Regions from separate parts of the Homo sapiens genome. Here region 1 is linked to region 2. Evidence: chromatin contacts called from ENCODE Hi-C data. All regions are on one chromosome and are shown on one strand. The core of a region is the stretch at or near the end of the contact, and the rest is flanking DNA. Distances in the headings are between cores, read along the strand shown. Region 1 holds the start of COMMD4 (COMM domain containing 4). Region 2 holds the start of PTPN9 (protein tyrosine phosphatase non-receptor type 9).

Region 1 (6,385 bases), core at 662-3,161, 240 kb after region 2:
GGACCCCTGGTCCCCGACATAGATGGATACCCTCTGGCCTCTTGTTCTCCCCTATCACCAGGCTGTTGAGTAAACTCTCTCCCTGACCCACCCTGCCACCAAACCCTGCTCTGAGGTCTACTCCAGGCATTCATCTGCTCAGCAAACATCAATTAAGCACCTTCTCTGTGCTAGCTCCCACTCTAAGTGCTGGGGGTACAGCATGGGATAAAACAAAGTCCTGGGCCTCACAGAGACGAGTGAACTCTCTCCCCTCTTCCCCATACCCACACAACTCCAGCCACTCCAGCTTCCCTGCTGCTGCTGGGGCACACCAGCCTTGCTCCCGCCTCCATGCCTGCTGCACTCTCTGTGTGGCTTGCTATCCTTTTTTTTTTTTTTTTGAGACAGTTTCACTCTTGTTCCCCAGGCTGGAGTGCAATGGCGCGACCTCGGCTCACTGCAACCTCCGCTTCCCAGGTTCAAGTGATTCTCCTGCCTCAGCCTCCCAAGTAGCTGGGATTACAGGCATGTGCCACCACACTCGGCTAATTTTGTATTTTTAGTAGAGACAGAGTTTCACTATGTTAGCCAGGCTGGTCTTGAACTCCTGACCTCAAGTGATCCGTCCCCCTCAGCCTCCCAAAGTGCTGGGATTACAGGCGTGAGCCACGGCGCCTGGCCAGTGGCTTGCTATCCTTTAAGTGACACATCAGACCAGCCCTTCTTTTTTTAAAAAATAAAAAAATAAGACAGAGTCTCCCTCTGTTGCCCAGGCTGGAGTGCCATGGCCATGCTGGTCTCGAACTCCTGACCTCAGGTGATCCACCCTCTTCACTCTCCCAAAGTGCTAGGATTACAGGCATGAGCCACCGCACCCAGCCAGAACAGCCTTTCTTGATTATACTTCTTAAAATAGCCCCTCACACAAGGAAATTATGGAGGCCAGTGGATACGTTCATTATCTTGATTGTGGTGATCCAAGAGCCAGGAAGATTTGTTCTCTACTTGTCCAGCCTCATCTTTCCCTAACCTGCAGATGATACTCTCCCAGCTATGGGAAATGCATCCATTCCTGGGGAGCCATACTCTCTCTAACCTGAAGTCTCTGCACATGCTGTTCCCTGTCTGAAGACACACGTCTCCCACCCTTGCCTCCCTACCCCTGGTACACAAACTGTACTTCAGCCAGCCAGCTCCTGCCATCCATCCGCCTTTAAGTTTGATGGCATCCTTAGGAAGCCCCCTTAGCACTACACACAAGGCGCAGTTAGGTCTCTGCCCCTGGAGCCTTAGCTATGACTCCAATTCAAGCCTCCGATTTCCCCTTCCCTTGGCAGCTCAAGTCCTCCCAGTGCCTAGCACACTTCATGGTATAGACCAGGCGCTTAGAACGTACGGATGGATGGATTGGATGGATGGATGGATAAGTCTCAACCCCAAAACTACTACTTTCTGGCTCTGGAAAGAGCGGAGGGGCTTCCTAACAGTGTGGAAGAGTGAGCCTGATTCTAAGCACCTTCTTGTACAAGCCCCACGGCAGGGCTGGGGAAGGGGGTATCCTTGGGAGGTCCTCTTGGGGATGGGGAAGACCTGAAAGGACTCCCAGCTCCAGACAAGCCCTAGTTCCTGCCCCGGGAGGCAGGGGCCCTTCCTTCCGCCAGGGAAGCACCGGGACTCTAAGCCGGCCGGCCTGCTCTGTCTTACCCGCCCCGTACCCCCGCCCCCGTCTCGGGAGCGGGAGAGTGGTGGACTTTTCCCTACCAGACTCACAGCCCTCACGCCCGCACACACTGTGTTTGCGGAGAGGCCAGTACAACCTCCCCCAGTTTCCGGAGCCACTTGGCGCCCCCTCATTCCCGCTCCAGCAGCCCAAGCCTCGCTTCGCCCCTAGTGCCTCACCATCGCGCCAAGAAGCCAGGGCCCGGGAATTTCTTTTTCCGGTCCCGCAGGGTCAGCTGAGTCGACGATCACGTGACTTGGACTAACTGCCTCTGGGAGGGCGGGGCCTGCTCGAGTGAGGCCGGGAGCGGACCGCAGCCCGCTGGAGGTGCAGGGGGCGAAATGCTGGCGTCTCCTCCTCCGTCTCCCAGAATCCTTCCCTGGAAAAAACTGGCGCCAACCGCCAGTTTAACTGAGGACCGAATTAAGACATTAGGAAAGACAGTGGAAGTTATTTCATTTGTTTAACTTAAGGGGGTAGGATCCCGGGAGCCAGGGTGTTTCAGGTCATTGACACGTTTTCCACTGTTAAGCGAATAGCATTATTCACAGCTGCGGGCTGTGGCAAAAGACATTTTAAAAACTATTGACGTCTACTACACATACAGAAAATTGTACCTATTATAAAGCTTAATAAGTTTTCATCAACTGTACACCTCACATAACCAGCACCCAGGTAAGGAAATAAACCAGATAACTTCTTCAAGTGCATGGGTATTTTATTTCATTTTGATGAATCATCTAGGTGCCTAGCAAAAAGGGCTGTCATAATTACTTGCTCAGGAAAACTCCCTACAGCTTCAACATCAATAGATGCTTATCTTAATTTTTGCCAGTCTGATGGGGAAGAAAAATCGGTTGCTTAGGTTGCAGTGGTAGTCTGATTACTGGTAGCTCTGAGCTAATGGGTAGTCTAGAACAACTAAGTTTCCGACATTGACTTGAAGAGGCAAAAACAAAAAGACAAAACAACAAGAAAAATACATTTGAGAATAGACTAATAACCAGAGACAAAATTGAATACAGTCGTCCTTTGGTAACCTCAGGATGTTGGTTCCAGGACCCCAGAGATACCAAAATTCACAGATACTCAAGTCCCTGATATAATATGGCATAGTATTTGCAAATAACCTGTGCACATCCTTCCGTATACTTTAAATCATCTCTAGATTACTATAATACCTAATACAACGTAAATGCTTTGTAAATAGCTGTTATAAAGTTTTTTAATTTTTTTTTTTGAGACGGAGTCTTGCTCTGTTGCCCAGGCTGGAGTGCAGTGGCGCGATCTCCACTCGCTGCCAGCTCTGCCACCCGGGTTCACGCCATTCTCCTGCCTCAGCCTCCCGAGTAGCTGGGACTACAGGCGCCCGCCACTGCACCCGACCTGTGTTTTTTTATTGTTTTACTTTTTCCAAATATTTTCGATGCACAGTTGGTTAAATCCAAGGATCCAGAACCTCAGGATACAGAGGGCTGACTGTAGTTTGAGCTCTCTCCTCAATTCCATGCCTATCCCATGCAACAGGTGCAGCTGGTTTTATTGTTGCAGGCTTTCAGGTTTTTAAAAGACAGAGCCCATGACAATTAAACTGCACTATAAAATAGAAATGTAAAGTGTCCCCAATTCATGGTAAAATTGAGCTCATTTCTGAAGAGTTCTTTTACAAATCATAACCACTAGCCTGTTGAAAACAACAGTACGTTAAGTTACTAGACTATCCTAAACCATGTCAAAAAAATTTTTTAAGAATGTTAAGACCTTTAATCATAGCACTTTGGTAGGCCAAGGCCGGTGGATCGCTTGAGCCCAGGAGTTCTAGACCAGCTTGTGCAACATAGGGAGACCCCAGTCTCTACAAAAAATTACCCGCTTGTCCTGGTGCACACGTGTTGTCCCAGCTACCTAAGAGGCTGAGGTCAGAGGATCTCTTGAGCCTGGGAGGTGGAGGCTGCAGTGAACCATGATGGCACCACTGTACTCCATCCATCCTGAGCAACAGAAGGAGACCATCTCAGAAAAATAAAATAAAATAAAAATAAATAAATAAATAAATAAATAAATAAATAAAGGCTGGGCACGGTGGCTCATGCCTGTAATCCTAGCACTTTGGGAGGCCGAGGCAGGCAGATCACCTGAGGTCAGGAGTTCGAGAGCGGTGGCCTGGCTAACATGGCAAAACCTGTCTCTACTGAAAAAAAACAAAAAAAATTAGCAGGGTGTGGTAGTGGGTGCCTGTAATCCCAGCCAGTCAGGAGGCTGAGGCATGAGAATCGCTTGAACGCGGGAGGTGGAGGCTGCAGTGAGCCGAGATTGCACCGCTGCATTTCAGTCAGCTTGGGCAACAGTGTGAGACTCCGTCTCAAAAAAAAAAAAAAAAAAAAGATGATTTGACTATTTAGAGCCGTGGTTCTCACACATTAGAGTGCATCATCATCACCTGCAGGGCTTGTGAAACCGGCTGCTGGGCCTCACACCAGAGTTTCTAACTCAATAGGACTGAGGTGGGGCCTGAGCATTGCGTGTCTATATTCCCAGGTGACATTTGAGACCATGCTTTGAAAACCACTAGTGTAGGGAAATATACTACAGAATATGTTATGAATATTCTTGAGAATATGTATATATGTTAACTTAGGGTTTCTGTCCAGTGGAAAAGATAACACCCAAAGATGGCAGTTTTATTTCCCAATATGATTTTCTTTTTTTTTTTTGAAATGGAGTCTCGCTCTGTCACCCAGGCTGGAGTGCAGTGGCGCCATCTTGGCTCACTGCAACCTCCACCTCCTGGGTTCACGCCATTCTCCTGCCTTAGCCTCCCGAGCAGCTGGGACCACAGGCGCCCGCCACCACGCCGGGCTAATTTTTTTATATTTTTAGTAGAGACGGGGTTTCACCGTGTTGGCCAGGATGGTCTCAATCTCCTGACCTCGTGATCCGCCCGCCTCGGCCTCCCAAAGTGCTGGGATTACAGGCGTGAGCCACTGCGCTCGGCCCCCCTTTTTTTTTTGAGACGGAATTTAATTCTGCCGCCCAGGCTGGAGTGCAGTGGCACAATCTCAGCTCACTACAACCTCCGCCTCCAGGGTTCAAGCGATTCTCTTGCCTCAGCCTCCTGAGTAGCTGGGACTACAGGTGACCACCACTGCACCTGGCTAATTTTGTATTTTTAGTAGAGACAGGGTTTCAACATGTTGGCCAGGCTGGTCTTGAACTCCTGACCTCAGGTCATCCGCCTGCCTTGACCTCCCAAAGTGCTGGGATTACAGGTGTGAGCCACCATGCCTGACCTCCCTATAGGATATTAACAAGTTTTGTCTCTATCTCAGAATACATTTCAGAATGCCCTTCCTGGAGCATTACAGACACTGTCTCTCAAAAAGCTCCTTGAACTTGCTTCACCATGTTGCTAACTCCCTTGTGAATTAAAGAAAATATCTTATACATATTCCTTCATTATTTGTATGAAAGTCATGCTTTTAACATTGTAAAAATTATTCTTCAGGCTGGGTGCGGTGGCTCATGCCTGTAATCTCAGCACTTCGGAAGGCCAAAGTGGCGGGATCACGTGAGGCCAGAAGTTTGACACCAGCCTGGCCAACATGGTGAAACTCCGTCTCTACTAAAAAAAAAAATCAAAATTAGCTAGGGGGTGCACACACCTGTAGTTCCAGCTACTTAGGAAGCTGAGGCACAAGAATTGCTTGAACCTAGGAGATGGAGGTTGCAGTTAGCTGAGGTCGTGCCACTGCACTCCAGCCAGAGCCAGACCGAGACTCTATCTCAAAGAAAAAAAAAGAAAGAAAATTATACTTCGATACAGTATGCTAATATAAAGGATATAATCTGGTTTGGCTGTGTGTCCCCATCCAGATCTCACCTTGAATTGCAATAATCCCCACGTGTCAAGGGTGGGACCAGGTGGAGATAATTGAATCATGGGGGCGGTTTCTCCCATGCTGTTCTCGTGATGGTGAATGAGTTATCACGAGATCTGATGGTTTTATAACAGGCTTTCTCCTTTGATTCGCTCTCCTTCTCTCCTGCTGCCCTGGGAAGAGGTATCTTCTGCCATAATTGTAAGTTTCCTGAGGCCTCCCCAGCCATGCAGAACTGTGAGTCAACTTAAACATCTTTTCTTTATAAACTACTCAGTCTTGGGTATTTCTTCATAGCGGAGTGAGAATGGACTAATACAGTGTACTAATAACAGCCCAGACAGTAGTATACAGGTACTACTATACTTTGATGCTAGAGGTATTCCCATTAAGGTCAGGAGCAGTATGCGCTATCATTACCATGATCTAACATTGTTCCAGAGGGTTTTAGGTCAGCAGTTCTCAACTGGAGGTGATTTTGCCGCCCTGGGGATATTTGACAGTATCTGAAATCACTTTGGCTGTCACACTGAGGAGTGCTGCTGGCATGTGGCAGGCGGAGGCTGGGGATGCTGCTAAACATCCTGCGAGGCGCAAACAGCTCCAGAACAGAGAACTGTCCAGCCCTAAACATCAACAGTGCTGCTGTGGAGAAAGCCTGGTCTAGACAAATAAAACATGGGAAATCCATTAACATACATGTGGGTGGATAATCAACTGGCATTTGCCAATGGCAGTCTAGCTAGGAGGTCCAAAAGGAGCACCTGAAGGACAGTTAGATTTTGCAGGGGCTGCATGGTGGCTC
Region 2 (6,375 bases), core at 2,559-5,058:
GCACTCTATCCTGGGCAACAGAGTGAGACCCTGTCTCAAAAAATAAAATAAAAAAATTCATCAAGCAGTACACTTATATTTGTACTTTTTCTGTATATTACACTTCAATAAAAAGAAAGCAGGCTGGATGCAGTAGTTCACGCCTGTAATACCAGCACTTTGGGAGGCTGAGGTGGGCGGATTGCGTGAGGTCAGGAGTTCGAGACCAGCCTGGCTAACATGGTGAAACCCTGTCTCTACTAAAAATACAAAAATTAGCAGGGTGTGCTGGTGGACGCCTGTAATCTCACCTACTCAGGAGGCTGAGGCAGGAGAATTGCTTGAACCCAGGAGGTGGAGGTCACAGTGAGCCGAGATCACGCCATTGCACTCCAGCCTGGGAAACAGAGCAAGACCTCCACTCAAAAAAAAAAAAAAAAAAAAAAAAAAAAAAAAGTATTCCAGACTGGTTACAATACTGAAACTAAAGGAGTGATGAAGTCAACCTCCAGTCAGCTGTATTGATGCAAAGGAGAAAATATCCTAGCTGAGATAAAGATTCAAATACCAAGGATATCGTCTCTGATTCTTACCAAGGGCAGCCTGAAGTTCCTATTGCATTAATGCAGAAATTAGTTGAGGTCAGGGATTGTTTTTAAAATCCTAGAAGGAGCCGGGCATGGTGGCTCATGCCTGTAATGCCAACACTTTGGCAGGCTGAGGCGGGTGGATTGCCTGAGGTCAGGAGTTTGAGACCAGCCTGGCCAACACAGTGAAACCCCATCTCTACTAAAAATACGAAAAATTAGCTAGGCATGGTGGCAGACACCTGTAATCCCAGCTACTAGGGAGGCTGAGGCAGGAGAATTGCTTGAACCTGGGAAGTGGAGGTTGCAGTGAGCTGAGATCGTGCCATTGCACTCCAGCCTGGGCAACAAGAGCGAAACTCCATCTCAAACAAAAACAAAAATCCTAGAAGGCTGGGCACGGTGGCTCACACCTGTAATCCCAGCACTTTGGGAGGCTGAGGCAGGAAGATCGCCTGAGCCCAGTGTAACTGCCCAATGGGATCACCTTGCCTGCTGCTTACACAGCGGATATATCAAGACAGGGGAATTGCAATGGCAAAAGAGTAATTCACACAGAGCCGTCTGTGCAGGAGAGTGGAGTTTTATTATTATTATTATTATTATTATTTTGATTCAGCGTCTCGCTGTTTCGCCAGGCTGGAGTGCAGTGATGCGATCTTGGCTCACTGCAACCTCCACCTCCCGGGTTCAAGCGCTTCTCCTGCCTCAGACTCCCGAGTAGCTGGGACGACAGGTACGCGCCACCATGCCCAGCTAATTTTTGTATTTTTACTAGAGACGGGGTTTCACCATGTTGGCCAGGATGGTCTCGATCTCTTAACCTCATGATCCGCCTGCCTCAGCCTCCCAAAGTGCTGGGATTACAGGCGTGAGTCACCATGCCCGGCCTGGAGCTTTATTATTACTGAAATCAGTCTCCCTGGAGCATTAAGGGATCAGAGTTTTTAAAGATAATTTGGTGGGTAGGGGCTTAGGAAGTGGAGAGTGCTGATTGGTCAGGTTTGAGATTGGATCATAGGGAGTTGAAATGAGTTTTTCTTGCTGTCTTCTGTTCCTGGTTGGGATGGCAGACCTATTTGGGCCAGATTACCAGTCTGGATGGTATCAGCTGATGCACTGGGTGCAGGGTCTGCAAAATATCTCAAGCACTGATCTTAGGTTTTACAATAGTGATGTTATCCCCAGGAGCAGTTTGGGGAGGTTTAGACTCTTGGAGCCCATGGCTGCATGACCCCTAAATTGTAATTTCTAATCTTGTAGCTTAATCTGTTAGTCCTGCAAAGGCAGACTGGACCCCAGGGAAGAAGGGGGTCTTTTCGGGAAAGGGCTATTATCAATTTTGTTTCAGAGTCAAACCATGAACTGAATTCCTTCCCAAAGTTAGTTCGGCCTATGCCCAGGAATGAACAAGGACAGCTTAAGGGTTAGAAACAAGATAGAGTCAGTTAGGTCTGATTTCTTTCACTGTCATAAAATCATCAGTTATAATTTTGCAAAGGCAGTTTACCAGGAGTTTGAGACCAGCCTGGGCAACATAGTAAGACCCCTATCTCTACCAAAAAAAAAAAAAAAAAAATTAGCCAGGTGCAGTGGTGTGCACCTGTAGTCCCACCTACTCAGGAGGCTGAGGCGGGAGGATTGCTTGAGCCCAGGACTTTGAAGCTGCAGTGAGCTGTGATCACGCCACTGCACTCCAGCCTGGGCAACAAAGTGAGACCCTGTGTTAAAACAACAACAACAACAACAACAACTTTGGGAGGCCGAGGTGGGCGGATCACGAGGTCAGGAGATTGAGACCATCCTGGCTAACATGGTGAAAGCCCGTCTCTACTAAAAATACAAAAAAATAAAAAAAATAAAAATAAAAATTAGCCGGGCGCGGTGGCGGGTGCCTGTAGTCCCAGCTACTTGGGAGCCTGAGGCAGGAGAATGGCGTGAACCTGGGAGGGGGAGCTTGCAGTGAGCCGAGATCGCGCCACTGCACTCCAGCCTGGGTGACAGAGTGAGACTCCGTCTCAAAAAAAGAAAAACAAAAAAGCCAGGCGCGCGGTGGCTCACGCCTGCCTGTAATCCCAGCACTTTGGAAGACCGAGGCGGGCGGATCACAAGGTCAGGAGTTCGAGACCAGCCTGACCAACATGGTGAAACCCCGTCTCTACTAAAAATACAAAAATTAGCCGGGCGTGGTGGCTCGCACCTGTAATCCCAGCTACCCAGGAGGCTGAGGCAGGAGAATCGCTTGACCCCGGGAGGTGGAGGTTGCAGTGAGCCGAGATCGCGCCACTGCACTCCAGCCTGGGCGACACAGAGACTCCGTCTCAAAAAAAAAAATAAAAAAAAAATCATAGGAGCATCACAACTCACAGCACCTTCCTGTTGTCTGAAGGCCCCTCCTTTGGGTCCCTCAGGACTGGCTCCAGGGCTTCAGCCTTGGAACTAGTTGTGGACTTTGGGTCCCTTTGGAATATTTATCTTTGGCTTGGAATAATGCAACAACGTACCAGACCCAGCCTTGCCTTCTCTATGCCCCATTCCTCCCCAAATGACTCCAAGACTGTACCCCTAATCCTGAACCCTTTGCTGCACTTGCCCTAGTGAAAATCAAAGGTCTGCAAAGGCCGCGTCATTCCTGAATGATGTTCGGAGTCTGATGTCGTTTCTATGGGGGATTAAAATTAGCGACACTGGAGATGAATTACAGGGTGCAGCCAGTAAGGAGGGAGAGAGAGGGAGGCAGGTGCGATTCCTTCCACCTAAGCATCCTGGCCTGGCAGGCAACCTTTCCAGGGTCTTTCAGGCTGCAAGCGACAAATAGTTGAGGATTGTGGGTTTCTCACGCGTAGGTGGCAGCGGCAAGTTAACCCCAGGAGAGGTGCCAGTCAGCAGATAATTTGCAAACGAACGTATTCTCCTCCTCCTCCGAGGATCTGAGCCTCACGAAATACTCTTTTCTTCCTTTTTCTCCCTCCCGCAGTCGAGTTGCCTTCCGTCCAGCTAGGGTCCCCTCCCCGCCCGGGTCCCCTCCCCCTCCCGGTCCCCTCCCCCGCCCGGGCTCCTCTCTGTCTCCCCCTCCCGGACTGCGTCCTCGCTCCGCCGGGCCCTCCTCGCCGCCAGCTTGTGAATGAGACGCTCAGTTTCTCAATGGAGCCGCGGGGGGCTCGGGCGGCCGCGGGGCGGCCGCAGCGTTGGCCGTGAGTCAGGAGGGGGGCGCGTTTCCCTCGCTCCCTCTCCACTCCCTCCCTTTCGCTGCGGCCGCCCGCGAGGAGCCTGGCTGAGGCAGCCGCGCAGGTCGCAGGGCCAGCGTCCGCGAGGACGGCCCGGCTGGGCGGCCCCGAGCTCTGTGGCGCTGTGGAGGAGCGGGAGCGCGGCCGAGGAAGCGGGGCGCCGAGGGGGTCGGCGGCCTTCGGGAAATTTCCGCCGACCCTTCGCTCCCGGCTCTAAAAGTTCCTGATTTCCTATTTCCTTTTAAATCCCGAGTGGCTGTTAGCTCTTCGCCTGCACTTTTTCTTCCCCAGGAGATAAGGGGGAGTGTGAGGAACGGAGCGAATAATATAAAAAAGGATTTCCTCCCGGAAGAGAGCGGCAGTTCGGAGAGATTTTTCTTAAGGAAGCAGAAGCGGCGTTTGCGGCCGCTGCAGGCGCCGGGCCCTGCCGGCCACACTATGCGCGAGCCGGCCCCGGGCTGCTGAGGCGCGGGGACGCGGAAGCGGAGGCCGAGCGCGCCGGGCTCCCGCGCTCGCGAGCGAGTTTTGTCCGCCCGGCGGCGGTGGCGGGGGGATGGAGCCCGCGACCGCGCCCCGGCCCGACATGGCGCCGGAGCTGACCCCGGAGGAGGAGCAGGTAAGCGGGCCCGAGGCCGCCGCGTTGGGTGTGTCCGGGCCCCCGAGGCCTACGCCGGCCTCTGCCTCCCGAGTGCCGGCTCTTTGCAGCCACGGGGCCGCAGCCCCCCGCTCCCGTGCCCGGCTCGCGGGCCTCCCTCACCGGCGACCGCGCCCCAGGCCGCCACCCCCTCGTCGGGGGACCCACGGGACCCTACTCCCGTTCCCGCCGCTTCTTTCGCCGAGGCTTACCAGCCTCAGACGGTGCCCTCCGCACCCCACCCCCTATTCCAGGGGCAAAGTTCCTTGGATCCAGGGGCCTTCTTCCCGAGATTTGCAGAACCGCTGCTTGCCCCCGGCCCTTCCACTCCCTTGTAAATGTTTTCCGTGAGGGTTTGTGGCTTTTGAAGGGCAGGAAAAGCCCCAGTTTGGGGGGTGCTTCCTGTGGGGATTATCTCCCTTCCCGAGGAGAGGGCTGAGAGTATTGGATGCATAGATGCCCTAGATTTTCAGAGGAGCCTCTTAGGTTTCTCAGGCCCACTTGGGCAGGTTATGGAAGATCCAGCCCTTCTCGTGTTCCTAAAGTCCCTGGCCTTGACCCCCCTATTCAGCTATCCCAGACGGGGCGCATCTCCTCACCCGCGCTTCCCTACCCTCGTCTCATCTGACTGTCTCCATCTTTCTGAAGCTTACATTGAGCTCTATTGTTCCTTAAAAGCCTATGACCTTTAGTTTTCAGAAGGAAGTGGTTTGCTGTCTCATTTTGGGGGCCCTTGTAACTTTCCCTCCCGCACATTCCAGCTGCGGAGACAGGGACCACTCCTGAGGAAGATGGGAAGGTCTGCTAGCTTAGACTGGGAACCCTACGGGCTTTTCGCTGTCTCTTCCTTGGCACTGCCCATACCCCGCCATAGCTATGCTCGATTATAGTCATAGTCTGATTCCATGTTATAAATAAAAAAAATAAAAATAAACATGAAAAAAGAAAAAGGCAAACCATGCTGGCAACCCATTTCAAGCTCTACAGCTCTTGTTTCCAAGGACCACATTTGCTAGCACAGCCTCTAGTGTGAAGACAGTCCAGTTTTACAAACTATTATTGGCTAATGGGCTTGTTGACCTGATTTTTTAAAGTCCTTGTCTTTTCTCCTTATTTGTGGAGATGACATTTTTCTATTTGGCCTCAGGCCACGGTTTTGTCTTTTGACACCTGGTGATGAAATCTGTATGGGAAAAAAATTTAAAAAGAATTCTGCTTTGTACAAGCAGTGGTAATGAATGTCCTGGTAACTGCAGTTGGATGTTAATAAAATGCTAGTCAGACCCTAGTGCAAGCAGGTGGCCAAGGAGCCCATTCTGCCAGAATTGGGAAGTACTTCAGTACTAAGATAGGATGTGTTGGCTGATTTTAAAGGGACAAAATCTCTTTCTTTCATCCTTTTCCTTGGGTCAGTCAGATTTCTGTTTTTAAGACTTAAAGCCATCAGTATTCTATGCAAATAGCATCCGTTGCAAATTTGAAAACTAAAACCAGGAAAAGTAAATATTAAAGTATTGATAGTATTGACATGGTATTGGCTTTACTTTGTACATAGTGCATACACATATATACAGATGTGTTTAACTAGTAAAAACCTTATCTTTTACCCTGAATTGAATGTGATGGGCATTAACAAGGACTAGGATGGAAACGGCAAAATGTTTATTAAAGTCAAGAGATTGTGTGTGTGTGTGTTTTTAAAATCTTATCTCTTTTTTCTACAAAATATTATTTTTTTACAAGCATTTCAAAATATTGAAACAAAAGCAGTATAGTTCTAATTATGGTAATGCCTAATGTTACCATATTTTAGTTTAATATCACATAAGAGTACTCTCTTTTTTTTTGAGATGGAGTTTTGATTTTTTGTTTGTTTGTTTGTTTTTTTGAGACAGAGCCTCGCCCTGTCATCTAGGCTGGAGTGCAGTGGCCTGATCTTGGCTCACTG

The links. Hi-C counts contacts between places; a loop is a spot of excess contacts on that map. Pooled maps may share reads with other maps.
Region 1: a loop to region 2 is called in a pooled map, with 4 times the contacts of the local background. The contact joins the promoter of COMMD4 here to the promoter of PTPN9 in region 2. A Hi-C loop is called at or near these places in 5 of 50 pooled maps.

What each region holds. Positions count from the first base shown.
Region 1 is chr15:75,331,589-75,337,973 of GRCh38, reverse strand. COMMD4 (COMM domain containing 4) reads right to left here and starts at 1,911. Exons shown (of 8, transcript NM_017828.5): 1 at 1,882-1,911. The coding sequence starts at 1,884. RefSeq lists enhancers at 1,518-1,687, 2,028-2,077.
Region 2 is chr15:75,576,748-75,583,122 of GRCh38, reverse strand. It overlaps PTPN9 (protein tyrosine phosphatase non-receptor type 9), which reads left to right and starts at 3,808. Exons shown (of 13, transcript NM_002833.4): 1 at 3,808-4,409. The coding sequence starts at 4,347. RefSeq lists silencers at 3,451-3,940, 4,201-4,600 and an enhancer at 3,643-4,241.